Regions from separate parts of the Mus musculus genome. Here all the other regions are linked to region 3. Evidence: chromatin loops called from intact Hi-C (ENCODE). Cell type or tissue: heart. All regions are shown on one strand. Links, peaks and the distances in the headings refer to the core of each region. The heading gives the core; the rest is flanking DNA. Region 1 overlaps Sh3bp4 (SH3-domain binding protein 4). Region 2 has its middle 9.6 kb from the start of Platr5. Region 3 holds the start of Sh3bp4 (SH3-domain binding protein 4). Region 4 overlaps Sh3bp4 (SH3-domain binding protein 4). Region 5 holds the start of Platr5 (pluripotency associated transcript 5).

The links. Hi-C counts contacts between places; a loop is a spot of excess contacts. Peaks named below come from ENCODE experiments on the same cell type or tissue, not always from the same donor. Only the 100,000 strongest peaks of a DNase experiment are listed, where the experiment ranks them.
Region 1: a loop joins it to region 3, with 3 times the contacts of the local background. A loop is called at or near these places in 15 of 42 quality-filtered maps.
Region 2: a loop joins it to region 3, with 2.8 times the contacts of the local background. A loop is called at or near these places in 13 of 42 quality-filtered maps.
Region 4: a loop joins it to region 3, with 4 times the contacts of the local background. A loop is called at or near these places in 14 of 42 quality-filtered maps.
Region 5: a loop joins it to region 3, with 3 times the contacts of the local background. A loop is called at or near these places in 14 of 42 quality-filtered maps.

What each region holds. Positions count from the first base shown.
Region 1 is chr1:89,117,752-89,123,595 of GRCm38, forward strand. All of the region lies in intron 2 of Sh3bp4 (SH3-domain binding protein 4), which reads left to right. Among named protein-coding and RNA genes, the nearest start is that of Gm34331, 17 kb to the left of the region's middle. In heart, for the core only: no CTCF peak of the experiment used is centred there; DNase peaks (open chromatin) are centred at 2,660 and 3,950; H3K27ac peaks cover 4,838 bases.
Region 2 is chr1:88,742,342-88,748,185 of GRCm38, forward strand. No RefSeq gene overlaps it. Among named protein-coding and RNA genes, the nearest start is that of Platr5, 9.6 kb to the right of the region's middle. In heart, for the core only: a CTCF peak has its summit at 3,069 (motif pointing right); a DNase peak (open chromatin) is centred at 3,110.
Region 3 is chr1:89,067,162-89,073,005 of GRCm38, forward strand. It overlaps Sh3bp4 (SH3-domain binding protein 4), which reads left to right and starts at 3,254. Exons shown (of 6, transcript NM_133816.3): 1 at 3,254-3,436. In heart, for the core only: CTCF peaks have their summits at 2,812 and 3,375; DNase peaks (open chromatin) are centred at 2,500, 3,050, 3,910 and 5,060; H3K4me3 peaks cover 3,288 bases; H3K27ac peaks cover 3,669 bases.
Region 4 is chr1:89,136,948-89,142,791 of GRCm38, forward strand. Sh3bp4 (SH3-domain binding protein 4) reads left to right here. Exons shown (of 6, transcript NM_133816.3): 3 at 612-856. The coding sequence starts at 739. Among named protein-coding and RNA genes, the nearest start is that of Gm34331, 36 kb to the left of the region's middle. In heart, for the core only: no CTCF peak of the experiment used is centred there; DNase peaks (open chromatin) are centred at 1,534 and 3,354; H3K27ac peaks cover 62 bases.
Region 5 is chr1:88,754,186-88,760,029 of GRCm38, forward strand. Platr5 (pluripotency associated transcript 5) reads left to right here and starts at 705. Exons shown (of 3, transcript NR_040493.1): 1 at 705-773; 2 at 899-1,105; 3 at 1,349-1,548. In heart, for the core only: a CTCF peak has its summit at 2,612 (motif pointing right); DNase peaks (open chromatin) are centred at 2,656, 3,076 and 3,766; H3K27ac peaks cover 1,289 bases.

The sequences.
Region 1 (5,844 bases), core at 464-5,463, 51 kb after region 3:
GAAGACAGAAAGAGCTCTGGGCCCTAGAAAGGGCTTTGGGAAGATATCCTTGAATGGTTCCTGACGCTCTTCTCTGGTCTCATGAGGCCTGAGGTGGGTGCTTGGTCCAGAAAGGCAGGAAAGAGGATGTTTGTGAGCCTAAAGGAAGGAGATTTTCAGTCAGTCTCAAAGACTGCAGGGCTGGGCCAGCCGGCCAGTGGGAGGGAGAGACCCTGTCACTGTGGGAGCTGACAGGCTTCCAGCTCCTCCAGGGGCCCAAAAGAAGGGTCAGAAGCCATCAGTGAGGGGCCTGAGAGGACCATGCGGCCATAAAGCAGTGGAGGACAGAGAAGCAAGCACCTGGCAGAGGCCAAGCCCCTTGTAAGTGTTGCTTCTTTACTGGCTGCTGTGTATAACCCTGTTCCTTCGGCACTTTAAAGCTGTAGACAGAGAATCTTTGAGAAACTGCCCTGTGCCCTCTGGTTCTAGGTCACCCTGGCCTCAGTGCCAAGAACCTCTCCCCTTGTTCTTTCCATAAGAGTTGTAAGAAAACAAGTCTGGATTGACAGAAGGCTCCAGGCCTAGCTGGGCCCATTGTCCCATGGAAACCTGTCTGATAGGTTGCCCATCACCTACCTCTGCTGGTTCCAGCCGGTGGCAGAGGCTCCCCTGAATAGCAGGCAAGTTCTCACAGGGATCCCTTTGTGCCATGACTCCAAGCGGAGAAGATAAGGCAGGAAGGTGCCCATCTCTCTACCAAGTGTCCTGTTAGTGCTGATGACCACATCTGCACCAACTGGGCACCAAGTCCTGGGCACCACAGGTCCTTCAACCCAGTGAATTACATTCAAGGGAGCAGGGACTGTTGGAGGGACCAGCTTGAATTTATCTTCCAGGACTGGAAGCCAGCTGATTTGCATGAAGTTGTGTTCCCTAGCTGAGAGCTCAAGTCTTCACAAATGACCTTTTGCTGCTGGATTTGTTTGAATAAAAAAAAAAAAAAAACAAAAACAAAAACAACAACAAAAAAAAACCCCAAAAACCCAGTTCCTTTATAATACACCAATCTTCAGAGAGCTTTAAGGCCCGTTGCTTGAGGGGTTGGGGCCTGGAATGTACCTCTGCAGGGTTGTCTGACCCTTCAGCCACACAGGGACCGCTTCTGCAGGCAACCCGGCCAGGCTCCCTGCCCCACCTGTATTACTCAGCTTGGCCTGCTTGTGTGTGTATAGAATGGGGGAATGAGGTCCTTTAGTGGCTCACCCCTGCCTCCCTGAGGCTGGCAGACCTTGACCAGGTGGCCTGGTTCTTCACCTTTGTTTCCTTATCCATGGAAGTGGATGCATGAGTCTCCAGCAGAGGGTGGCCACGGCGTTTATGCAAATCAGCATGCAGAAGTACATGGAGTAGAGTCTAGTCCATCCCCACCTGGCAGGTGGTACTCCAGCAGCTAGTTGTAGTTGGGGTGCAGCTCAGTTGTAGGATGCGTGAGCTAGTATGTGTGAGGTGCTAGGTCTTCTCCCTAGTTCTGAAAAAAATTACACCCTGCTAGTTTTTCCTGCTTCTGTAGATCCAGCCAACCTCAGAGTAAATATTCTAGGGGAAAAAAAATACTGTACGGAGTTTTATATGCTGGCCATTTTCCCCCTGAATATTAACAACATAACAATGTTTAAAGGGTACTGGGGGGTATGTCTAGGTTATCTGTAAACATTACACCCATTTATATAGAAGGCTCGAGTGTCTGCCGGGCCCTGGAAGCGATTCTAAGGGAATCCCTCAGATTCTAAGGGAAGTGGAAACCATGGCAGAAATGCATTCTCTCATAACCTGGTGGCTACAAGTTTACTCTGGAAATCTGACAGGGCCCTTCTCCCTCAGGAATTCTGGGGAGCCTCTGTACTTTTGCCTCTTCTTAGCTTTTGATGATGGCAGGTGATGGCTTCAAGTGGCTTCCCAGGGCTTGTGGCTGCCATCTCCATCCTCACATGGCCGGCTCCTTTCTCTCTCTGCATCTAAACCTCTTTTTCTTTAAGAGCCGCCCATGAGTGGATGGAAGGCCCACCCTAACCCACTGTGAGCTTGCTCAACCAAACTTGACCACATCTGCAAGACCCTGTTTCCCAGTAAGCTCACATGTGCAGCCCACAGAGTGAGGACTTGGACCTATGGATCTATTGGCAAAGGGGCACAGTACAGCTTACAGTTGTGTCTCTGTTCCTTGGTGCCATCTGTATTGTGGCTTCCACCAAGTAGGGGAGCAGTCACGGCCAGTCTGGCTTTTCTCTCTGTTTCTGGTAGATGCCCATGCCAACAGCTATGACTTCAGGGAGCCTCCACTTCCACAGCTTTTGCATCTTCAGAGCGGGAGCCTGAACTATGCAGGCACCAGTCAGCGGTGCACAGAAGCACTCCTGATTTGGAGTGAGCACCAGAGAGCTGTGTGTGCTGTTTGCTGGGTGACTAATGATGGGTCTCAGGTGCTGTGTTGTGTGCTGGAGACCGAAGGACAGACATAGCTCCTGCTGTGGCCAGAGAGATGTGGGGTGGGACCAGCAGTTCCAGTGAGGTCCTTTTATAGTAAAGAACAGGCCCCTGGGGCAGATGACCACAACCTCCATGTCAACCCAGAGCAGCTTTAAAGATGTTCTGTGAACCCTCGTCTGCAGTGAAAGTGTCACAAGGTGCTGACTGCTACTCAGAGTGCCCTGGGGACAGCTGGCTGACAGGAGATATGAATGGCCCCGGACCTTCTTGGACAGGTTCCCAGGGCTCCTCTTACATTGAACATTGGTCAGTGATAGACAGTCACTGATCAAGCTCCACACACACGGTGGGGAAGGGCAAGGATAACCAGCTGTTCCTTGAAGTGCTCTGAGTGGGAGCAGGGCCACCCGTTACTTCTCTCTTTGTCCTTGTTTTCTCATGCACTTGTGTCTAGTAAAGAAATCCTGGGAGAGCCCATGGTGTGTGAGAGGGGCCCATATCCCTGAGCATGATGAGGGAGGACCTGCTGGTCCACAGACCTTGCTCTTGCCAGCCTCCCTCTCCTACCCCCGTCTCACATGAATGTGTTCACACTCAATCCAACCCCAAGTCCCACGGTTTTTTTTTTTTTTTTTTTTTTTTTTCTTGCCATGTCACCTCCCAAGCTCAGTCCCTGCTATAGACCTGTTTAATATTCCATTGAGGATCAGGTGTAGAAGCCAGGGATCACACAAGAATACCATGCTAGCCTTGGAACAGTGGACCCTGCTAGGTCTGGGTCATGGTGCTGAGGGCTGACCTGAGTGTTTAGGGTCTGGCCTTTCTCTTTTAGAGTGGTGATAACATAGTCTGCTTACCACACAGGCTTCAGGGACAATCAGCCTATTACAAGGAGACTGGGGTATGTTTGCTGGTCTCTCCCTGGATTGCTGTCTCTTTGAACAGTGGCACAATTCAGTTTCTACCAGAAGACCTGTTTTAAGATCTTGAAGGTCCACTGCAGGACATGTCTAGCCAATGTGGTAAGAGATGCATTTTTGGAGGCTCCTTGTCCATGTGGCTTTCTCTCCAGCCTATGCCATTGGTCCCCTTTATGGATCTGTGCATGCTGTAGTGCAGTAACTATGTGGATGTCCCTTTGCATGGCTTTGTTGACTGATGTCTGTTCTGCTACAGTTGTCAGGGACCAACAGAACTTCTCATAAAAGCATCCTTTAGCTATGCCTGCATGGCTTTGGGGACTTCATTCTCTGGTGCTGTTATCCCCATCCTGGTATCTGGCTGGGCGAGGAATTCCTAGTGAATCGCAGTGTGCAAACAGCATCTTCCCATAGCCATTTTCAAAGTTACTTGCCTCCCTTCCAGTGCCTCTCTATGACTCTTGAAGTAACTTAGATATTTTAAATCCTACTCCGGGGCTCGAAGTGTAATTACTGGATGCTTGCCAGCATCAGACTCATCCCTCAGGAATTTGCCAAGCAGGACCAGGCAGTGGCTGGTGGTTTTGAAAAGTTCACCCAGAAAGCGAGGAGCAAGGAAGTTTTACCCTCTTGTGTGAGGAATTGTGTCTGAGAGATGCTCAGATAGACAGAGGCTTGCTGGAGAGCGGGGCCACCCAGACCGTTCCACCAAGTCGAGTGTAGTTCTGCAGCTAAATTATAGTTTTAGCCCCTGATTTAGCAGCTGTGCAGGCTCCCTGAGTTGGACAGGGCACAAGCAGGCACAACCGTGTGTTGCTAAACAAGGAAGGTAGTTCTCAGAAGTGTGACGTCTTGTGTGAACGTTGTAGAATGTGTGTATGTGAGTTAGGCCGTCTGTGTATCGGTAGTATGCTCTTAGGAGACCACTATTACACATGCAGTCCTTCGTGGACCTTAGCACATGGTGGCTTAACCAACACAAGCATGCTTTGTGAATGCCAGAGACTAGAAGTTCAAACCCGAGTGCCTGCGGAGTTGCTTCCGTGGTAGCCGTGGAGGGGAGCATTCCCACTGGTCCCAGCTCTGGAGTCTTGGCATCACTGGGGCAGGGAGGTTTCCTGACTCTCAGTATTTTCTCTCTTCCTCTATGTCTCTGTCCACGACTGTCTCTTTTTATAAACAAGGATTGTCCATCATATTGGATTAGGGCCACCCTGATGACATTGTCACTTGGTCATCCACAAGTGTTGGGCCTCAGAAGAGTGTGCAGGAGCCAGCCCTTCCACATCTTCTCTGAAGTTTAAGATTTTAGCCAAAGCTACTGTTCACACTATCATGTTGCACTCCTGTTGAACGAGCTCTCGGCCAGTTCTTGAACATCTCAAGCAATGGAGAAGCGGGCACATGAGAGCCTTTATCTTCAGTGCACATAGCCCACGTGTCAGAAAGGCCAAAGGAGGTCAAGTGACTAATGCTTTTTATAAAGTCAGCCTGCCTGTTTCATGAAGCACCCAGAAACCCTTTGTGTTCTAACCACAGTTGGGTGGGGCCATTGGGAGGTAGCAGAGCCCTGTAAAACAGTCTACAGTACCTGGGGGTGGGGGAAAGCACGAGGCCCCTCCATGAGTTCTGACATGCTGGACAGCAGAGGCCATCTACAGAGGTTCCTTGCCTTGGTCTGAGTTCCTAACACAAGGCTGCATTTCCAGGTTTTACACCCTGTCTCTTCTTGATCCACCTTGGCTTGGATGAGACAGGCTAGGGTCTCCCTGCTTCTCAAGCCATACAGCTAAGAGCTAAAGAGTATGAACTTGGCCAGAGTATGTAGGTGTAAATTTGATGTATTCTGGGGGTCCTTGCCAGGGTACTCTGTGGGATACAAGAGTAGCTTGAAGCCCATCTCAAGCTGCAGAATTTTTCCATGAGCCCCTTTAAGTCCCTGGGTCCAGGCAACCCCCTGGTGCTTCCAGGAGGCCATGCTCAGCATACATGGTGGTATTGTTCAGGCACAACTCAGGGCTATAGGAGATGCAGGTGGGCTGCTTCATGGGCTTCTGACGCTGCTGAGTATCAGTCATAGTCACATGGAAGACACTTGCCAGGGTTGGGGGATACACTTGAGGCTCCATTGGAGTATACTCCTGCAACATTGGAGTCATTGAACCAAGATGGGAGGGGAGGAGGTCGCTGGCCAGCATCTAGAGGGTGGAGAAGAAAGGTGTAGCAGATCTTCCTGGAAGCTGAGGACAGCCCCTAGCACAGAATTGCCTGATTCCCAAATGTATGGGTAGTGCCAAAGCTGCGCAGCCTGGATCCTAGCAGTAGCAGGGCTGGAAGGAAGGGGGTAAGGAGGATCCCACATGTCCTGACATGTCTTGAGAGTTGGAAATAAGAAGTGCCCTGTATGTTGCTTCATGGTTTAGAAGGCAAGGTCATTCTATGAGGGGAAAATAGTTTT
Region 2 (5,844 bases), core at 517-5,516, 320 kb before region 3:
GCAGTGCCAGGATCTGGCCATCACGCACACACACATACTGCACGGCTAAGGGAATGAATACATGGGATGACAGCCTCTATAATGCCTGGTTGTTCTGTAAGATTTCAGTTTCTAGGTATGCGTTTTGGTTTGAAATGAAACGTCAGAATAAACGTCAGCACCTCAATGATTCCTTGTGAGGAAGCCGGAAGCTCAAATCCACACAGAGACACAGATTTTCATCTGGTTGGGAGACCTGCCCCCTGGTGGTGAGGAGAAGAACAACAAGTAAGCCAGGCTCTGAAGCTCATGGGCCTGTTGTCAGTAGGTCATGTCTTGGCTCTGTTCTTTGGGTCCCATGGATATAGACACATTTAACATTTTCCTAATGAAAAGCTGAGATCCACGGTATTCACTGATTTGGGATTAAAGGGTATCTGGCTTCCAACGTCACCACCCAGAGACACACGTGAGCACACTCAGAGAGAACAAACTGAGGTGCAAGCACGATCAGAACACGGAATCAGACTGCCAGCTTCTCACCCCAACAGATCTGGCTGCACAGGGGCAGAACAATTGCCCCTGCTCCCCCATCACTGGGCCAGAAAACCACCACGGGTAGTCATCACCGCGGTGAGTTTGTGAGCGGCCGTGCCATGTCCAGAAAATACTGTTTTGCTTTGGTTGTCATCTATTTCTGACTCTTACAAAATCTCTGCCCCATCTTTATAGAAGCTTTGTGAGCCTCGAGGGTAAGGGGTATGACCTAGCTGCCTCATCTGTGGCTCAGCACTCGACTGATTCCCATTCTCGTGGACCTACTGGCTGTAAGTTTCTGCATTGGCCACTGTCCGGTGCACAGAGGAGCCTCTGATGAGGATTGAGATCTGCACGAATCTGAGGGCACAGAGGTGTGCCGCTAAAGGGCAGTTTGATACTATGTCCATTTGGCAGGACAATAGTAGTAAGTAGCCTTTGGGGCCTGTGAGTTCACCAGATTAAATGTATCCCACCCCCCGGCCCCGCTCCACCCTGCCCCACCCCCAATAAAATACATTTTAAGTCACAATATTTAAGGACTTTCCTGGCTCCTGGCTCCTAATTTGCCACCAGGTGTCTTTAATGAAGCTCAGGTGCAGATCTCAGGTAGTTTGGAATAATGTTGTTTTTACTTACAGTTATGTATGCTTGTGCATGTGCCGTGACACATGTGTGGAGATCTGAGGGTAACTTGTAGGAGCTGGCTCTCTCCTTCTGCCCTATGGGTGTGGGGCTTGAACCCTTATCATCAAGCTTGCCCGCCATTGCCTTTACCAGCGCAGCCATCTCACTGGCCCAGGTATGTGTTTGTGTGCAGGTGAGCATGCCTGTGTTAGCAAATGCATGAGTCACGGAGGGAGGATAGAGTAGAACATTTGAGTGTTGTTCCTCCCACACTATCTACTTTGTTTCTTTGTAGAAATGGTCTCCCCCTGGCCTGGAACCTGCCTATAAGGTTAGGCTGGCCAGCCAGTAAGCCTTATCTGTCTCTGCTTTATCCAAGGCTGGGGTTACAAGTGTATGCTGAAATGCCTGGCTTTTCAAACATGGGTACCAAATTCAGGCCTTCCTTCTTCCACAACAATCAATCTACTTAGGCTGAGCCATTGCCTCAGCTCACAACAGTTTTCCAGTAAATCTATCTGTGTTGTTGGACTGACCCCACTTTTAGGGGTCCATTCCCTCCTTCCACCTTGTGTCTGAGGCAGGGCCTCTCCTGTTTGTGCCACTGCACACCACTGTGTACTCCAGCTAGTTGGTTCAGGGGCTTCCTACAAACTCTCCTGTCTGCCTCCCATCTCCGTAAGAATTCGGGGTTACAGAGTCTTGCCAACACCGCGTCCAGCTTTTTGTGTCGATCCTGAGCTCAAACATGCTCACATAGCATTAGAAACAAACAAAAAACAATCTCGGTGTCACACAAGGGAGCACAGGGACACAGGAACACAGGAACAAATCCGTGAACTCGTTTCTTGTTTGTTTAAAAAAGCAGGTAGGGGGAGCACACTATGACCCAAACCAGGCTAGCGAGAGTCCTTGGCCAAGATGGCTTCAGTCTTTTATCCCTGACAAAGGTGGGATATCTCATCCCATTGGTGGGAGCTCCACGTCACTTTCTGGACTAGCCAATCAGTGAAAGGGAGAAAGAGAGGTTCAGGAAACAGGAGCAATGGCCAGGTTAGGTACGTGAGATTAAAACAAAACACAACAGTAAGCACTCTAATCCACTGGGTCATCTCTCCAGCCCTTTCCCAATTTTGCGGGGGGGGGGGGGTGTTTGTTGGTTCGTTTGTTTATCCCCAGTTGTTTGTACTGGCAGATGTGGGAATAGTCTCATGGTGGCTCAAAGGAATGCATTCCCCACCCCCACTCCATGTAGAAGAGAAACATTTTAAATACATCAACTTAATATTGTATCTCCTCGCACATCACCCACACAGTGACAGGGAGCATTTAACCTAAATTGACAGTTCTTGGCACTGACTGGGCTACCATCACATTTTTAGAAGCTTCAAATAGAAGCACCCTTGCCCGATCCACTCCCGAAGCAAGATTCTCATTTCAGTTTAACCACAGATTTGAATCCCATTAATGTTAAATCCTGTAATCTTTGCAAAGAGATTCTTCCCATATCTTTGGGGTTAGAAGACAGTTAATGAATCCGTGAATTCTAATTCAGTCCTCAACTTCCACATATCTGAACGAATCAGATAAATGACGTGTATTTTAACAGGACTATGAGGCTTAACTAGCTCACAGGAGAGTGTAAGAAATCCATGTTGGAAGATGAGAATAATACCCTTGCAAAGATAAGGGTCATTAGAATAAAAAGGGAAGGAAAAAACGAATGAAGTTTTAAGGTCTAAGATATATGCAGGAGTGTAAAACCCTCAAATCTTCTCCCGTGAGACTCCGTTCTAACAAATTCCTTCACCGTGACATTCTCTAAGGTGTTGTCATCTTCTCTAGAATGTCTAAGTGGCAGTCTGTGAACCATGTCTCTGGGGCTCCAGTAGGCGGAACTGTTTTGATTGTGGTGCTGCTCAGTTCTGCCACTAGAGGGAGCACGTAGCCCACAACATAAGTGTAACTAAGGGTGAAGAGTGCCCTGGCTTACAAGCCATGAGCCTCCTGTAGGGATTGCAAGCGGGAATTTCAAATGCACAGTGCTCAAGCAATGCAGTGTAGACCACAGTCAGTGTGAGCACACTCCCCGTGCACTGGCACCACCCTGCATGCCCGACAGACTGTACCTATGCATAACCAACTTTCTCACAAGGCTCCTGTGGGTGCCACGGTTTTACAGAGGAAGCCAGTGAGCCCAGGAGAGGAAACGACTTGTGAGCCTAAGAGCCAAAGGAAACGGACCACAGTTCTACATGCCTATAGCCTCAGAGCTTGAAGGCTGAGACAGGAGGATGGCCTGAGTTCGGGATTCATAGTCCTCTGAGCAGCACAACAGATCTCCCAACTAAAATAATGGTCCTTAAAATTAAAAATAAAAATAATAATAATAAGGAAATGAGTACCCCGGCTCCCAAAGGATGTGCCCTTTCCAGGGTCCAGGAAGGAGTGGGCCTCCGACAGGATGCCCTTTGATTCTCAGTGTTGTATGGCCTCTCTACAAAAACAATACCCTTCTTTTGAAGTCACTGTTCTGATATTCTAGTTGTTCCTGATGTGTGTCCTCTGTTTCCCACTGAAGGCCAGCCTTGACAGTACAGAAGGAAGACTGAAAAGAAAGAGGTCCCCTATCTGAGACCACCAGAGACCCCATAAAGTAGAAGGGAAGTCTGCGGAGCTACCAGAGAAACACAGAGGATGGCCGTAAATCCTGCACTGTCCCGAAATGCAAAGGCGTCAGTCAACTTTCTGTGAAAGAATTCCACACAATTAAACAAAAAGTGACGTTCTATTGATTTCCCCCGGTTTCCCTTTGTTTAACCAAGATCAGGGTGTGAAATCACAGGGCATAGTTCTCCCATGGGCATGCTGGAGTTAAACGCTACTGTTAATTCCTTACCTTTATTTTTGACCGTTGAGCTAGAGATAAGCACTGCTTTGTTACATGGAAAAGCAAATTGAGTTAAGAATGCAATGTCTCAGCTGGGCAGTGGCGGCACACGCCTTTGATCCCAACACTTGGGAGGCAGAGACTGGAGGATTTCTGAGTTCGAGGCCAGCCTGGTCTACAGAATGAGGTCCAGGACAGCCAGGGCTACACAGAGAAACCCTGACTCAAAAAACAAACAAACAAAAATAAACAAAGAATGCAATGTCTCTTCTTTCCAATAAGAGGGAGAGGTGAAAGACATGTGCGAGTAACTTGAAAAGATGGGGCAGGTCTATGACCCCCAGAGTGCGATGTGAGAAGCCAGAGGGGGTGAAGCTGGGTGTCCTCCTCAGTTGCTAGCAAGGAGTTCTGCAGTTTTCCGGACCAGCAGGCTACAAGGCCTCTGGATGCTGCTGTCTCCCACTCCCCGCCCTGGGGTTCCAGGCCTGTGCCCTCACATCCAGCTTTCACTGGGTGCCAAGGACTCTGGTCCTCATATTTCTGCAGCGAGCACTTTACCAATTGAGCCACGTCCCCAAAGACCTAATGATCTTGGTATGAGCCAGCCACCTGCCTGTCTCATGAAGTCTTTGACTCAGACCCCAGCCCCTGCCTCCAGAAATCCTGTTTCCTGCAGACTCTCCATTTATTTATGTAGCATGCATGCACAGTTGGTTAAACTTCACATCTCTACCTGGAATAACCTGGTGTCACTCAGCAGTGACATCCTCACTGGTCATCCTCACAGCTCCCCTCCCCCGCCCCACCCCACAACTAAGGGACTAGAGATAATTTCCTTTTTCTCCAGTTCCTCTTGTAAGGTCTCTAATGTGGAGGTGGGCCTCCTCTGTAAGAGCAGACACGAAGGCTCCCTCTGTGGCATAGCTCCTCAGCTCCTTGCCAAGGGATACACACTTGCCTCTCTCTTACCCCTTCTTAGCAGTCCAGCACAAATGTCCCCACCCCCTCCCTGCCATCCCTACATTCAACCTGTAAAGCAGCCCCCAGCCCTTGCTTGCAGAGAGTCCCACTCACCTCCTTCTTGGGAGCCCCTGTGGTTTGGAACTCTGTGTGTAAGTATGTCTCTCTCTCTCTGTGTGTGTGTGTGTGTGTATGTGTGTGTGTGTAGAAGTGTGAGGGGGTAATTCTTTAAGGCCTGTGTGGTGGTGTGAATGAAAATGACCTTCATAGGGAGTGCAACACTATTGGAGTTAAGTGTGGCCTTGCTAAAGGAAGTACGTCACTGGGGGGTAGGTTCTGAGGTTTCAATGCCCAAGCCAGGCCCAATGTCACTCCCTCTTACTGTTCCCTGCCAATCCAGATGTAGGACTCTCATCTCCTCTCCAGCACACGTCTGCCTGCATGCTGCCATGCTTCCTGCCATGATGATAATGGACTAAACCTCTGAACTGTAAGCCAGCCCCAACTAAAAGTTTTCCTTTATAAGAGTTGCCTTAGTCGTGGCGTCTCTTCCCAGCAACAGAACACTGACTAAGGCAGCCTGCTTTGGGGCTCTGTTGTGCACATGGCTCAGTGAATCACTTGTGCTGACTGAGGTACTAGGTACACAGAGCGTGCATCATCTGATGTCCGCGGAATGAACAAACTAAAGAGTCCAGACAAGCAACTATTCAAGCTACATTTCTAAACAGACGCTCCCAACAGACCTATAGATGACACTAGTACCGAGTAATGTAAAATACACTACAGCTGAGTGACTGGGAAGGGACGCCCCCTTCCCCATGCTCTCCTTCAGGAACCAGGAACCTGTT
Region 3 (5,844 bases), core at 425-5,424:
TCCTTATGTGAAGATCTATAAGTATATATACCAAATTCATTCATATATACATGTACAAGGTCTTAGCTTATAATAAGCCTCCAGACAGACAAGTAGACCACCTTTACCATGAGATGTCCAGAAAGGGTTAGGATCAATGTTTACATTTGTACCACTTTTCTCTAATATTTTTTGCTTTTCTGTGTGTTTTGAGACAAGGCCTCATGGATCCCAGGCTGACCTAGAGCCCAATCTGTAAGAGAAGCTGTCCTTGACCCTCCTGTCTTTATCTTCCAATGGACAGACCTATAGGTGTGTGACACTGTGCCTAGCTCTTGGAATTCTTTAATCCACCAGATCACCAAGCACCGTTCTTTTGCTGAAAACCCCAAGTGACTGACTGGGTTATTGCCATCCCATTTGCACCAGGAATGCTCGCTGAATACTTGAACGCGGTGACTGCTTGGGGTGGCTCATTTTCTCCTTTCTCCTGACTTAGCAAACTTTACAAAAGAGCAAGCCATAAAAACTGGTGGAACCACAAAGCATCGGTTCGTCAGGAAGCATATCTAGAGACCTCGTTCCTTCCAGAACACTCAGAGAATGCTTCACAGATGACTTAACATAAACACAGTGTTCTCCCCCCCAACGCCCCCCCCCCAGTTTAGTTCTTCCAAAGTCAGATCCAACTCATGGCATCCTTTTTCTCTACCTTATTTTGCTTCAAGATCCTGAATTCTATCCACTCCTCGCTCAGGAAGCAAGCTGGCTTGAAGACTATACGGTATTCTATGTCCAGGTGGACAGGGGAGCCCATGCCCTCTGCTCCCCCAGGCAAAGCATCATGTTATAGTCTGGATTTCTGCCCAGCTCCATACTTTGATGTGTCTCTGACCTTTGTTTCCAGTCACCAAGCATCACCTAGGCCACACTTGGGCTTTCTCATCTTCTTGTTCCTTTGTGAGCATTTTGCTCAGTGCAGCTAAGGAGTCTTTCATGTGCGGGGCCATTTGCAGTGTTTGGGGGACTCATTTTTTTTATACCTTTGATCATTTATAACTCGCTTGTCTTTTTCAATGCTTTATAAGCAGTTCTTCTTTTGAGACAGATTCAGTATAGCAGTAGATCTAAGTTGTCTTTGAATTCATAATCCTCCTGCCTCATTTTAGCAAGTACTAGGATTAAGGTATATGACACCTAACCCAACAGGTCTTTGTTTTTTAAAAGATTTATTTTCATTTTGTGTAAATGAATGTTTGCTTGAATATATGTCTGTGTGCCACTGGTACGCCTGGTGCCGTGAAGGGCAAGGGAAAGTGTCAGATGCCCTGGAACTCCAGTTAGAGATGGTTGTGGGAGCTAGGAACCGAAGCGTGGCCCTCTGGAAGAGCAACCAGTGCTTAACCTCTGATCCATCTTTCCATTCTCCAAGACAGGGTCTCACACATCCCAGGCTGATCTTGAATTCACTATGTAGGGGAGTATGACCTTCAACTTTTGATCCTTCTGCATCCACCTTCCTTGAATCCCCCTTGAATCTCTTGAGTGTGGGCTTGAGTGACTACATCCCCATTTCTTGGCGCTGAGGATGGGACCCATGGCTTTGTGCATGTTTGGCAAGCACTCTACCAACTCTAGCTATAACCCCAGCCCACGTTCATGCATATTCTCCCTCTCCCTCTTTCTGACATGGTTTAGACAGGAGACATTCGGAGTCACGGCAGTACAAATAGCTAATATTTAGTGATGGCTACTTTGTGCTAGGCATTCTGCTGAGGCTTATGCTCTGTATTTAATTTTCATACTCAGAGGCAAGTGACTCACACAGAGGCCTAGAGATCCCAGCACAGCAGGCTGGCTCCTGACACGCCCTCCAGTCTGGATGCTTTTGTCTCCTCCACCCCCACCCCCTCCAACCATGTAAGTCACTTGCACCTTCAGGAGACTGCTTCTTTTAAGGTCGACAGCTACACTTAAGGAGTAATTGTACTCGTTTCCATGTTCTAAGAGAATATGAAATTCTACCCTCTTAGCCTTAGGTTGACCAGTATGTCTACCTGACTCCACTAGGACTACATCTAGAGCGGGGTGGGGGTGGGGGTGGGGGAAGGCGGGCAGCCCGAGTGCAAGGGTGGAGTGGAAGGGGAGCATAAAGAACACGGGAGATAGAAAACTGGCTAGTATTCCGACTCTGAAGCCCTCTCCCATGTGATCTTGCCGAATATGATAATCTGTGTTAACGTCTGAAGTCACTTAGAAAATATAAATGGTATCTGTCGCCAGCGATGATAGTGAAGATGGACTCAGTGGGCTGCTGGATTTGGATCTGTGGCAACATTGAAGACATGATTGCCACTGGTTCCAAGTGGAAGCCTTCATTCCCTGGCCTCACCACCACAGCAGTCAAAGGCTGGTTCGACCTCACTGAGGCAATCAACCCCTACAGGCCTCTGTCTACTCCCGTGAGAGATGACTCATGAGCTTGGGCTTTTGCTCCGCTGCCTCGCAGTGTGTTCATTCACTGAGCTCGCATCGAGCGTCTACTTCTGTATGTGAGTCTGGGCAGAGGAAGTGTAACTATGCTGACATGTATTCAGTTGCAATCTGCCTCGCAGGCAGCTCTCCTCCACTTGTAGTTGTTCCCTAAGCTGAGTTTTGTTTGTTTTTTCTCGGTTTTACTGCTTAACCACTCCCGGGGGATCAGAGGCTTCCCCAAAACAGAGCACCGGAGGTCTCCATCATCTTTGCTCATTTCTGGGTCCAGGGGTAAAGATCCCGAGGCCCTAACCCCACTCTCTTAACTGGCGCTGTTAAGGAAGGAGACAAGGAGTGTTGGCGGGAATCGCGCCGGAGCACTGGAGGCGCCAGTAAGCCAAGCCGCTTCTTTAAGTAAATCAGCGGCTCAGTCGGCCCCGCCCCTCCGGGACATCCCGCCCCCTTCATCCAGGCCCCGCCTTTACTAAGAACTGCCCTCCCCCAGCTCGAGGCACAGCCCCTACTTGCTCCAACCTCATATTGACCACGCTCATTTGAGCACACCCCGCCCACTTTTGCCCCAGTATCGTCTAGGCCCCGCCTCTCCGACAAAGACTCCGCCTTGAGAGTGCGATTCCGCCCCCGGTCCCTACGCCCCAGCCTGAGCTTGACCCGCCTCTTCCTCGCTCCGCCCCCAGCTTTGGCCCCGCCCCTCCCGCGGTCTCTGCTTGCGCTCCGCCCTCCTGGAGCCCGCTGTTTGCGCCCCGGCCCCGCCCGCGCTCGCGCCCCGCCCCGGCCCAGACCACCTCTGCGCCCGCTGGCGGGGGCCGAGCGCTCTGGGCTGTCGCGGCGTCTGGGCACCTCACCACCTCTGCTGCCTCGATCGCTGAGGCCGCGGTACCGGGAGTCGCGCGCGCCCCCGGCCGGGTGAGCCCCACAGGACAAGAGAACCGCAGGACCCGTGGGGCGCCATGCGAGCCAGGTAGGAGCCTAGGGTCGGACGGCGCACCCTATCCCCGCGCGCGCTGTGGCTTTGGGCAGCATCCCGGGCTCTGGGGCGCGGCTAGCCTGGAGCAGCTCCGAGCCCCTTGAGCTCCCGGTTCCCTGCCCTCTGTGGTCACAGCCCGACCTGGGCTGCGGATCGTGGTCGCTAGGGCCCGGGGCGCGGGGAGGGCGGAGGGGGTCGCGGCGCCACCCGCGCGGTTCTGAGAAGGAGCGAAGAGAGCGCGGCTTTGGGTTAAACTTGGTGACAATGCACATTTCAACTTCTTCGGAGAGCCCTCCTGGAGGATGAAATTGAAAACTCCAGTTTCTGTCTTGGTGATCGAGTGACCGCGCAGCCCCGAGGTGACAGCGCTGGGGTGTGCGGGTGGGAGCGGTTAGGATAGAGGAGCGTTGTTCTGCAAGTGCTGTTTACCGTGAAGCCGCCCTGCGCCGCCCAGTGTGTCTTGTTAGAGGGTTTGGGGGCCAGGAGGCTCCCAGCTGGGATCTGGCGTTGTAGTATGCAGGTTTGGGGGGCTTAGCGGTGCGGACTGTGGGGCTGGCTGGCGCTGGCCCTTCCCGGGTGTGGGGCGCCTGCAGATGCCGCGCGGGAGGAGTGGCGGAGAGCTGGCTGGCCGCTCTGCGTGCGCAGAAGGTTGTGGAGCCTCGTGGAGCTATGAGATTTGAAAGGGAATACCATGCTGGGCTTTATTCGTGTTTATTCTTCCCTTGTTAGTGCATCAGATTGGTGTTCTGTGATTTAGCAGCAGAAATAAAGTTCGTATAACTTTTGCTCTGATTATAAAAGCAATGAGTGTCCAGAGCGGAAATAAACACGAGATCTACGCCGATCCCACATTCGTTGGGGGTGGGGGGTGGGGATGTCGCAGCCTTGTAGATTTAATCATTGAATTATACCTGGCGCCTTCTTGCCTAACCTCAAGAAAACCCTTGCTTGAAACCCTTGATTGTCTCGTGCCCAAAGTTTGGAATTTTTGACCTGCCTTACCACAAAGGCTGTTTCTGATAGTTATGAGTACCCTTTTGATGTACTGGGGTTTCCCATGAGATGGTGGGTACAGATGGAGAGAATGGTGGTGGGAGGGCCGAAACCTCAGCCCAGTCCGTGGTTTTGGTACCGAGCCTTGTAAAAATGACAGTAATGATTCTCAATCTGCTTCCTGGGCCAACCATAAAAATTAATGGGTGGTTTGCAGAGCGTTTTTGGCATCCTTAGATGGACAGCGGCTGTATTTCAATGTGCTGGGGAGCATTTAGCTGTTACACAGTGTCATCTAGGTAGCTAGGTAAAACAAGCTACCTAGAGCTTCGCTACCCTGCCCAGGAAGCAAGATCTAGGCAGGCCCTAGGGATCCCAGAGCACACTCCTATTCTCCTGTTGGTGCTGGCTAAGTCCTTCAAAGTGAGAGGCTTGGAAGTAACTGGTCTTCTCAAGGATCCTTTCTGCAGCATCTTTTGGACTTGGGGGAGGGGGTTGTCCCAAAGTCAGGGGGCATTGGTGCCTGGTATATGCAAAGCTGTAGAATGTCCTGTAAATGCCTGCCCAGGTCACCCTCCAAGAGAGAACAGTTGGTCCTGGGAGGACACATGAAGTGAACAACCTGGTTTCCCAGCAATTTGTTTTATGTCTCACGTGTTTACCGACTGAACAATGACCGGCTCGGAGGCTGGCTGCAGAAATGCCAGCAAGGCCTCTGTGGACTTTCCTTTTTTTCCTGTTGTCCCCAGGTCCTGGCACCAGGCTTTAATGTTCTTACAGAACAATTAATAGGGACCCAGACCGAGAGGTGAGGCACAGGCTGCCTTTTGTCCTCACCCTGTCTCCCGGCAGGAGCTGGGCTGGACGATTTTCTTCGCGTTACTGGTGACCCTTTGATAGTTTCGGTTTTTTAATTGTTATCCCCACCAGCACTTTGATAAGGCCTGAGTCTAGTTGCAGATGTGAGCTCAGACAGGGCCTTGGAAGGGCCTGAAAGCTGGCTGGATACATTGTTGATGAGGCACCCTTCACTCTGGTTGTTGATCACACGGAAGTTGTGTTGCTAATTTTTTGGTTAGAGGTAGAAAGGGCTGGGGGTGGGAGGGGTCTTCCTAGTATTTCTCCTTTGCTGTTTGCTAATCCAGCAGCAGGCTGGAATTATTCCCCTTCCGGCTGTTTGCATAGACTTTCTTTCTATTCTAATGTTGATTTTAATCTGATAATGAGATGGGAGAATGAATGATGAATGGGGTTTACACCCTCGATTCGATTTCTGGGAGGCCTCTTGGGTTTGATTCCTCTGTTCCCAGCCAATTAAGAGCCTTTTGCTCTCTGAAACTGAATGGTGTGTGTGTGTGTGTGTGTGTGTGTGTGTGTGTGTGTGTGTGTGTGTGTGTGTGTATGTGTGT
Region 4 (5,844 bases), core at 482-5,481, 70 kb after region 3:
GTCCACCAGCAGCCTAGGAATAGCAGTTTGATAGTGTGCCCAATTTCACATGTATTCATTAGCTGCACGTCATAAACCTGGTAGCCCCCAAGGACTGTGCGTATGATGTCTGTTCAGTTCTAGTGGGGACTAGGGGTACACATAGGCAGGGAGCAGCCTCCCACCCCTACCCCCACCCCCAAGCCACCATGGCAAGGCTTCAAGAGCAAATGGTGTTACTGGCTCTCTGTTCCTTGTGCCAAGCCTCCCACGGCCACTCCTCCAACAGGACCCGCCACTCTGGACAGACAGGGGCTGTTTTCTTCCTGAGTCCTGGAAGTGCCAATGTACTGCACGGTCTGAGGCTGCCCTCTTTGACTGCACTGAATGGCCATCCAGGTGCTGGGACACATTTCACAGACCCCATTGTGCCCTAGGAAGAGCATCTCTACGTGCCCACTGGGCACAGGGTCTGTGCAGCTTGCCACTTCTGCTCCTGGGCCAGAGCAATGAATTGGGTCTCTCTCTTCACTGGAATGGTCTGGAAGAAACAGGACTCCCTCCTCCCATAAGATTACCCTCGAAGCCATGCTTCACTTGTTCAGAGGAAATTATTTCTCCTCTCCCTTCAGGAAGAAGCACACTGCCAAGTTGACCCTGCCGTGCAGCGTGACTTTATGAGACAGCAGCTGCTGTCCCTGCTGGAACTAGGGGAGGAGACATGAGACCATAGTACCTCACCCACCCAAGAGGCTCACCATGGCAGCCCAGCGTATCCGGGCAGCCAACGCCAGTGGCCTCCCTCGGTGCAAGTCGGAGGGGACTCTGATAGACCTGAGCGAGGGCTTCTCAGAGACAAGCTTTAATGATGTCAAAGGTAAGTTCCTAGCCAACCCCTGCCTGAGGGGGACATGGGGATATTGATGGCTCGTGGATTTACAGGCAGCCAGTTTTACCATCAGCTCTCTAACCTTTCTGCTATTCATTCCTCCCTGAAAACAGTGCCATTTATCTCTGGATGTGTAGGGAGATTGTGTGTGCACGCATGCTCTTACTAACTTATGTGTGCAGAAATGCACATGGGTTGGGGCACACGTGGATGCAAGTTCACTTGGAGGCCAGATGTCACACAGATGCCACCGGCCTTGGTGTTTGAGGCAGGATCCTCCTGAACCTGGAACTTATTATGGAGTGTAGCAGTCTGGCTGGCTGGCTTTCAGAATTGGGCTGTTGGGCAAACCTCTCAGCTACATGCTTGGATCCCACCCGAGGTGTCATTTGATTCCCAAAAGTCTACTTTGACCTTGCTGCACCACATAGTGGCTTGTTCCTTGGGATGTATTGGTAGCATCCTGGTCCCTTGTTACAGTGTTTAGCCTTCCTACAGCATCAGCAGTTTATTACTGATCACACACACACACACACACACACACACACACACACACGTCCTCCTTGAAGAGGGCCAGATAACATTGACTGCTCACTCTGAAGTCACTCCTTGTCTTCTTCTCACACTGAACACTCAGAACTTTATCTCTGTTCCTTCTCCCTTGGCAAACTCAGAACTAAGTGATCCTGGACTGAAGCCACGGCCCCCGAGGCTTTGCACCGCTTTCCTGTTCCTCTGCCCTGGCATAGGCATGCAGTATTGAGCCCCACTGCAAGTGTTCTTTGAAAGAAGGAGAACAAACTGGAAGGTGTTATAGCAACAGAGTTAGTGGGTGTTGCTATAAATAATAGAACATTTGTTTTTAGAGTTTTTTTTTAATTTTTTTTAGCAGTCGGGTAATGGGCAATGTGTTCTTACTTCAAGCTTTAGGGAGCAGGGCGGGAGGGGGGCTAGAAAAGGTGAGTGGAACATGGAAGGATCTTGCTCAAAACATAGAGGAGAGAGCAGAGTATTTAAAGATAACAGCAGTGATCCAAAAGCAAACAGCCTTGACCAAGTGTGCAGAGCCACTGTACTGCAGGGAGGGCATCTGAGAGTCTGAGTCGCTCAGGACTGAAGAGCCTTGGTCTGCACGGGAGATCCCTCGGCCTCCATACTGGCCTGTCCCTCCTGGCTGCGTCACTTCCATTTACCTGGTGTGCACATCAAAAGGCAAGCAGCTCTTGCCACAGCACCTGCTGCGGACAGAGTCTTCCCTCATACATGTTTTGCCTACAAAACACTTATGTCAGGGGATAGAAAACGTGTTATTCAGGACCCCAAAGTTGCAAAACATCCAGGGAGGTTTTATGTATTATAAAACAACCGATCTAGGCCGTTCACCCCATATCTCATTAAGATGGGATTCGATGAGGATTTGGAGGAATAAAATCTCTGTCCCCGTGTCCTCCTGTTCCCAGGTGTTGTCGGCCATTGATGGAGATGATGCATAGATCTCCAGAAAGGAATGGAGGACACAGTCCACCATGGTCATTCCCCAAGGGATGGGAGAGACAGATCTCTGAGTGAGATGTATTCTCCTGTGCCCTAGAGGGAGAGTGCTCAGAATTTTAAGTAAAAACCATTCTTACTCTTCAGTCTGGTGAAGCGAAGACGATAATTTGTATTGATGTATTTCAGACTGTGTACAAAGCATGCTCTGGTGCTTTGGCTTTTGGTTTCTTTTTTAATTTTGAAAACCTTGGCTGTAAGAGAATTAATTACTGGAAGAGAACACAACAGGACATAACTTTGGAGGGATTCTGACAAGGTCTTAATGGCTGCCGTGTGCTATTTAATTTTCACCTGTGGGGTTTGTTTGTTTTGTTTTGTCTTTTATTTCTCGTATGTGCATCAGGGAAGAAAAATGTGTCCTGTTAACTAGAGGGCACGACCAGCCACACAGGTGTGGGAGAGAAGCGCTTCTGGGACCTCCAATCCTGCCCAAGTCTCGCTTTCCTATTCCCACGTTTCCTACAGAGTCTCTTGGGGCTGAGGGCAAAGGCCTCAGAAACACCATGTGACCAGCCCTCCTGTCTCTGCCCCTTCCTGCCGTACCAAAAAAAAAAAAAAAAAAAATTTCTCCCAGACGGTCAGGGAGATCCCTGGGCCAGGAGGAAGGCCCACAGCCTCACCTACCCTTCCCAAGCCTCTGATCTTCGTCAGATGTGAGGGATTAAGATGCTTATTCCAGAGGAGCCCGGCCCCACATCTCAGGGAGAAGTGACAGAGCCAGAAGTTAAGAGAGATGGGAGCAGACAGACCTTGCTTGGGGCTAGCATCCTCCGCATCTCCCTACTCGGCCCTCTAGGGCTATCAGTCATCAGGTCCCTCTTCAGCTGATTTCACATCTTCTCGTGGACTGTCTGAGCTTCCCTCCGGTTCCCCTGCCCCTTGACTGGTACCTGTGGCGCCGCTCACATTAGCACACTCCAGAGAGGAAGCTGGCCTGTCCCTTCGGGCTCTTTGTTTCCTCCCAACCTTTCAGGGGCAGGATCTGTGTGATGCCTCCTATTGTTCAGCTTGACCGGATTGAAAATGACCTAAGAGACAAATTTAGCCTGTGAGGGAGTTCCTAGGCTGAGTTAATAACTAAGGTTAATTAGGCTGAAGACTCAGCCTCAATGTGGGCGGCTCCATCCCATGGACTAGATAGAAAAAGAGAAAATGGGGAAGGCAGCTGAGGCCAGCATTCATTGCTCCGTGCTTCCTGATTGCGGACCAGCTGCCTCACACCTTGCTGACCATGGTACTCTCAAACATGAGCCAAAACTAAGCCTTCCTGGGAGTCCTTGCCTTGGCTGGGTATTTTGTCACAGCAATAGGAAAAGGGAACTAATACAGTTTGTCACTATTGTGACTTGGTGGCAGAAGGGCCTGGTCAGGGGAATTCTGACTTGCTTGTCTGCCAGCACCATGATTCAAACATTCTGGTCCTAACATGTGACTGTCAGCTCATGGATATTCCCTGCCCACCTACTGTGTGCCGGGATCTCTTGGAGCTTACATCCTTCTGAGAGATGAAGACTCCCACCCTTTCAGATATGGTCTCTTTAACAAAGAGACTGACAAACGTAATGCATACAGACATTCACATGCATGCTAGCAAGACCTGGGAACCTTTAGAGGGAAGTGAAGACCTCCTAATTGGAGCCTAACCTTGAAAGTTTCTAGGCAGGTTTGATGTGTGAGGAGTCTTAGGAAAAGGACAGGACAGCAAGGTGAGAGGTAAGTGTTCAGTAGCCCAGCTGTGTGACCCATGTCTGGGGCCACATTTGCCTGAGGTACAAGAGGGTGCCTCCTGGGACTCTGCACCCGATGCTGCTTACCTTCTCAAGGACTCCAGAACTCCAGGCGCTTTTGTGAGCTGTTGATTGCTACATCTCATCAAGTCTGCAGTGTGGTGATCGGGGTGGGGTGGGGCAGTGGTGTGGATACAAGGAGAGATTCCTTCTGCTAGAACTCCAGACCCAGGCAGACTGCCTCCTCCCTCCCCTGGTTTACATTGCAAACTCACACACTTGGAAAGACTTTGTCAACCTCGTTGGCCTCGGCTTCCATCTGAAAGAGAGTATGGCAGTGTATGGCAATGTTTCCAGGAACGTGATTTCCCCTTAAAGTCATGCAGTATTTTCCCCAAACGTTTCTGCCTCCTTGTTCCCCCTTCCCTTTAGAAAGGCAGAGAATACTAGTCCCTTGACTCCCTCTTTTGCACGCTAAGGAATTTTTTTTTAACCTTCTCTTCAATTTAATCGGTTTGTTTATTCCACTGAACTCTGAGGGTAAAAGAGAAATTCCCCCTGACCTTAGTAAGCGCTGTGAAGAAAAAGTGAAATTAGCAGGGAGTGGGTGGGTTTCAGATGACTTATGCATGATCCCATCTTCAAGCTGAGCAACCATGGGCCTCATCACAGCCTGCTGAGAAAGATGCCTTTTCTCCATCAGGAGAACGGGGGATCCCCAAGGCGACTCATCTCGGGTCTGGTGAGCTGGCGGCACCCAGGCATTCTCCGTTCTTGCATCCTTTTAAAAGTGAGAGGGGAGGTTCCAGGGTCCAGCTAAGCCGGATGCACCTCTGCCAGCTAAGCGATTCCTTGCCTGCTTCCCAAGCTTGGCCAGGAAGACAAAGTTGGGTTTGTTGTCTCCTTTCGAAGAAAAAGGAACCTGGCAGGTAATGGAGTCTGGGCAGCCAGTTCGACAGATGAAGCCCTAATGGCCACGGACTTCATCCTGTATCAAGCAGCTGTTAAGTTGATTTAGCTGAGAGTTTTGTCCTTTTGCCTGTTTCTGTATACACAGTTGGCTTTAGGAGATACTTTATTTGAGCCAGCAAGATGACTTAGTGGATAAGAGTTCTTGTTGCTTAAGCCTGAAGACCTGATATCAATTCCTGGATCCCACGGTGGAAAAAGAGAATCTAGTCCTGGAAGTTACCCTCTGTTTCACACACCCTTGCCATGTGCATGTATGTGTAGACAAACAACTTAGTTTCTTTTTAAAAGGAAAGAACAGCTACAGAGACCCAATGTCTACAGACTAAATAAGGCCATGGCACAGGACTTGCCCTGCAGTGGGTGGGGTGGGGTGGGGTGGCGGTTCCCCTGTCTGTTTCCATCAGAAAACATTTTCTCTGTCCCCTGAAAAGCATCTCACCTGGGCCTGGCACACAATCATTATTTTTCCAAGTACATACCCTGCGTAGATGACTTATTTCATCTGTTCTGGGTATTGTCTGTGGTATTCACAAGCATGGTGTGTTGGAGACGAACCATGCATTACCCTGGGTTGTTTTGAAAGTGATGGTTTCTTGGGCTGCGTTTAAGTAAAAGTAGTTATTGGGTACTAACACAAATGCATGGCTAGACCTCTGATTGTCAAGGTGTAGGAGAGGGAGGCCCCCATACTTTAAATAATCATTTAAAAAAAATACCCCCAAA
Region 5 (5,844 bases), core at 464-5,463, 310 kb before region 3:
GTGTGTTAGTACACACCTTTAATGCCAGCACTTGGGAGGCAGATGTAAGGGCATCTAAGTGAGTTTGAGGCCATCCTGGTCTACAGAGTGAGTTCTGGGGTAGCCAGAGCTACATAATAAAGAGATTCTGTCTCAACAAAAACCCAACCAACCAACCAAACAAACAATTGGAAATTGTTTTTAAATTGTTTATTAAAGAAGAAAATCACATCCCACTTTCCATAGCTACTCAAGAACCCAACACAAACACATACCCAACAGAGAACCTAAGCTCAGACAGCATGAGCAGCCGTGCCTTGGCAAGCTGGGCAGGAACGTTCATTCACACAGAGATGCTCTAGGGACTTAATCAGTATCCCAGGCCTTGTGCAGAATGCACACCTTGATGCCTTCCCCCACGGCCCTGCAGATTTGCCAGACTAGAATTCCACCTTCAGTTCATCTGCTGGGCTCTAACTCACCAGAGACTCTATTTCCAGGTGAATTGTGTGACTTGACTATTCCTCTCAGAACCTGGCAGGTATCCTTCAGGGCCGGCAAGGGTGAGGTTCTCCCCCAAACTCTTTATAAAGTATCTATTTTGATGTTCTCCTGGAGGGTCACTGTGGTGGTTTGAATATGCTTAACCCAGGGAGTGGTGCTATTGGGAGGTGTGGTCTTGTTGCAGTAGGTGTGGCCTTATTGGAGGAAGTGAGTCACTGTGAGGGTGGGCTTTGAAACCCTCCTGCTAGCCACATGGCATCCAGTCGGCTCCTGGATTCCTTTGGATGAAGGTGTAGTAGAACTCTCAGCTCCTCCTGCACCATGCCTGCTTGGAAGCTGCCATGCTTTCCGCCTTGATGATACTGGACTGAACCTTTGAACCTGTAAGCCAGCCCCAATTAAATGTTCTTTTTAGGAGTTGCCTTGGTCATGGTGTCTGTTCACAGCAGTGGAAACCCTAATTCAGACAGTAACCTAGCAGCCTCCCCTGACTCTAAACAACATGATGGGCTGACAGATAATGTCTTTCTCGCTGGAGGTCTTGGCCACCCCCAAACCCAGCTGAAGAGGGAATTGGTCTGGAGCAAAGCCTGTGAGCCAAAGGTGTGTGTGCTGATCCGAGGTAAGAGGAAATAAACATGGAGCCATGTTTTTCTTTTCTCCCAGACGGGTAAGAGAGAGTCTAGGCTCAGTCCTAAGCCAGGCATGGCCGCCAGCCACCATAATTCCCAGGCTGAACCATGGAAAAGTAAATCTTATGCCCCAGTCCAGCTAATTCTTAATAAAAAGGGAGGAACTGTGCCCTCCCTTAGCCTTGTGTGGGCTGAATCAGACCTTGTCTGCCACAGTTGGTTATCTCCCCTAGGATGGAGTCTTCTGACCGAGGTGAAGTCTATTGTCCTGCCACATCTGCAGCTTCCTGCAAGAAGCCACCACCTGCTGAGCAGCTGAGCTTGCTTTCCTGACGAGATGCTGACAAAGCAGGAAGGAGATCCTGGCAAAGAGGGGGATGGATTTCCCCCCCTTTAAAAATTCAGACTCAAGAATTAAAGTTGAACCTTGATCAGAGAACTTGGTCTTGGCTCCTTATTTCTCTTGCTGTCCTTCCCATCCATCGCCAGCTTTCTTTTCAGGAACCCAGTACCCCGTGGCTGCTGTCGGCTACAGTCTCACTCTCTCCATCCTCCTTGGGAGATTCATCTTGTCCCTGTTTCCTAAGCCCCTGTAAGAAGTAGTTGTAAATTTTCTTACAAACCTAATTTTCTGCCCGGAGATCATAGCAACTTATCTGTTTCTCAGTCCTGCCTGTTTTAAAATCAGCTTTCCCCAATACTCCTGTGGTTCCAATCTGTGGGCAGTAATTTGACACTAACCACAAAGAGCCAGTGTCCCTCTCCCCCACCCCCGCCCCCATGATAAACTTATATCTCAGGAAAAAATAAACAAACAAAAGCAAAACAAAACAAAAAAAAAACCCAAACTTTACATGGTCAAAGAGTTACATAACATTTAATTATCAACTTTCTTGAAATTAAGAGAGGAGCTGTTGGAAAGCGAGCTACCGGCCAGCAGGAGTGATGACTATTGGCTCAGGAGGGTTAACTGCTGAGCCAGACACTGCTTTCAATGCCTTTTGGTGGGCAAAATAAAGATAGTTCTCAGTAGCTACCTTCAGTGAGAAATGAAGACAGACCTGTGCTCAAGGCACAGAAAAGGAAGACAGAACTAACTCTCCACAATCTTATCTATCCTCAGGAGAGGGGACATGGCAGAGCTGGGGTGTGGGGATTTCAGGGCCAGGTCCCACTCTAACCATTTGGCCGCATGATATGTTTGCTGTGCAGGATGTGTGAAAGCCAGAGGCAGAGGTACTTGTCACTGTCGTCAGGAAAAAAATCTACCAAAGACAGAAAAATTATCTGGAGGCTCCAGCGCACTTGCCCTGCTTCAGACACAAACATAATCAGTTACTCCCGCTATTGTGTCCAAAATGATACCGGGATGTATATGTCTTAATTCTCAGAAAATTAAGCATTCGACTGTTGAAGCCACATGACTTCTCTCACACAAATTAGATTTCCTCCACCCCAGGGATTCTGACCCATAGCGTTGTCACTTCCGCCAGGGCCACAAGGGGGTGCTGTGGACGACCAGCCCGAGTTGATGGAAGGAGGCCCATTCACTTCCCCTGTAGGAGCCAGAGCCACACTGTGACATTTCAGTCAGTTTAACACCACTCAGCAACATTTCCAACCACTCTGAGGGTGTGAGCCTCCGGGCTCCACTGAGTATAAAAGCTCCCCTCAAAAGGGACATGAGAGCCAAACATGTGTTCCTAATGGGCACACCAGGGGTGACAAGGGCTCTATTCCATTGCTAGGACAACCCTGCTCCCGGGCTGGCGAACCAGGCCCACCCATCAGTCCATCCATCCCATGGTTCACTACAACTCCAGGCGAAGCCTCATCGGGTGCTAGTAAAAAGAAATCTCTATGCTTTCCTTGGAAGAATAAGTCAAGTCCCTCTCCACTGCCGGTTACATTGCTCTTCACTGGATTGTGTGCGGCTAAGGCTAAAAGGAAGACTCCATCCGCCAAGGCCCACAGTGAGAGAGTGCGCTCCACTTCCTGAAGAGTGGGAGGTGTTTGGCTGCAGTCTCCAGCGGGTTTCAGAATCCTGTCTAACCATCCGTTTTCATTACAAACCCCCTCCTTTGAGTCAGAGAAATTACAGCTCACAGACTTGGCTAATTTACATGCTTCCCAATTATATACCTTGATGCAAACAAGAGAATTCAAGCGTTTAGTAGCAACAATGGCTGAAGACTGGAATAAGCCAAGCCCCTTAATCATCATCAGGGGGATTCTGACTTGTAGGCTGACACAAACAAAGGAAGACGTCCAGGCTGGGTGGTTGGAGCTGGAAGTCTTTGGAATCTTTTTTCTTTTCTTTTCCTCTTTTCTTTCTGTTTTTCCCACATTCTTGGAGCTAGCAAGGCATACAAACAAATACAAAATCCAAGCAGCAAAATGTATTTGGTTGCTCACTGGAAATCCTAAATGCTCCACAGAATGGAGGGTTTTTTTGTTTTCTTGGCAGTTTCTCTGTTCCCAGACCTTTAATCCTGAAGATTCTGGGATCTGGAGGCAAAGGGATGTTTTGCTGTTTGGGGCTGACTGAGTTACAGGGGCAGAAGAGAGAGTGTGATTGACACAACAAACACCCACTGTGATCCCTCCCTCCCCAGCCCAGGCCAGCTGTATCCAATCTGGGAAGCTGGGGTGGACTCTTGCCACTTCTCAGGCAGTCAGGCGGACAGCCCTGAGGATCACAGCCCTCTTAAATCTGAACCCACGACTTCACCCTCAGCTCGGGGCTGTCATTTCCTCCCCCTTCTGCCCTATTAGTCTCCCATCCCTAAACATCTGCATTCTGCCTGCTTCTGTCCACCCTGCACCAAGTGACAGGAAATTAGATGTCACCAAGACCAGTCACTCCCACAGAGATGCCATATTTCCTGCCCCTGCCAGGCTTTTCCATGCTGTTTGCCAATTTTGTCTTATTTGTCCCTCCATCTCTTCTGATTCTCCATCACAGATCTCTCTCAAATAACAGACACTCCTGTGCTGGCAATGGGTTGATGTCCCATAAGCCCATCCTAAGTTGAATGTGACAAGTTGAAAATGCATTCAAGACTCATTCTACTGAAGGTCACACTGGGAGCTGAGCTCTCGGGACTGGACCACAGGGCACTAACCTGGAAAATATTCACACTTAGAGTCAGATGTGGTGTTTCTGCTGAGTTTCTGCTTATCACTTTCATAACACCCTAATGTCAACATTCTGAAGTGAAGACTGTCACCACGTAAAGCACTAAGCGTGTGTGTTTGCTCCCAAGGGCTGCTGAAACAAATCACCAATAGCAGGGTGTCCCAGACAGGAGGCTCTGAGGAGGAGTCCGCTTGGGCCTCTGTCTAGCTTCTGGGGAAACCTCTGTCTGCTGCTGTGTCCAGTTTGACCTCCTTCTAGCATCTTCTCTCTGGGTGTGTCTATGTGTCTGGTTATAAACACACCAGCCATTGGATTCAGAGTGACTATTCTATCCCTGGGAACTCATCAGAACTCTCTCCTGTCTGCAACGTCTTCATTCCATAAGGTCCTGTTTCTGGGCTCCAGCAATTAGGTCTTGAACTTGTCCTTTAGCTCTGGCCATTGTAACAGATGTCTGACATTCAGAAACACTCACTAGATTTCAGCCTTTCTTAAAAGAATTCTTTATCAGTCTCTATACTTTCTGGGTATGACATGTGGAGAGCCCTGTTCTAAGTCACTTCACACCATGAGAAACTCTGCGTGACTGCACTTTATAAAGCCAACTTTACCTGAGTGCAGTTGCAGAAGTCTGGTGACTCCTCCTCTCCCGGCATTAAACATCATCACCCGCCCAGGACAACCACGAGGCCCAGGCTGAGAAATAGCTTATTCCTGCAAGCCAAAAGGTATCACTGATAAACTTATCCAAGTAAGCTGGGAACACAGGGGCAAACGAGCATATTAAAATGGTCAGAAAAACCAGGTCTGAGAACTTACTGAATATACCAGATCGACAGATAATGGAACACCACCATCTGGACTTCATAAAGAGAAAGATATAGTCATGCAACAGACACAACCCCTCTGGCTTGTTATCCAACCCAGTGCATATATGAAAGAACTGAGAGATAGACAAGCCACCATTGGCTCAGGGCTGCAGCTCAGCAGGGTCCCCACTGCTTGATGCAGCCCTTTTGAAGTAAGAAGCTCTCCCTGCCACCCAAGCTCTCCAAATGGTTTCCATAGTAATAACACCTGTTGTGTCTCTCCTTGCATCTGTATCAGATCTCTGTCTCTATTAAGGCCCCTTTGAACTCTGAGGCCTTTTGTAGCCATTTTGTAACAAACACATATATGCATATACACATATATTATTGTATGAGGTTGAATATATTATTTAAGAGTATTAGTAATTAAAATTGGTTGCAAGTAAGTTTCTTGTTTTCCCTCGGTTGCAACACCAGGCCACCTGAGGCCTTTCCTTGTTGCCGTTAATTACTGTCTTTACACATCACCACCTGCACTGGGTACCAGGCTTCTCTTCAGTTAGCCTGTTATGGAGTTGTCATGTTCACAGCACATCTGTCAATGGACCCCTACGGAGATCCCATCAGTTGAGCGTTGTGGCTTCAGCTTGTGGCCCCTGATGATATGTGTTTATGTAAGCTGTGTATTGCTCAGTCAAAGATCTGATGTTACCTGTGGCTAGATTTTCTCACCTTTGGTTCAGGTTGCTAATTAGTAGCTAGCTATTCATTAATAACAGGT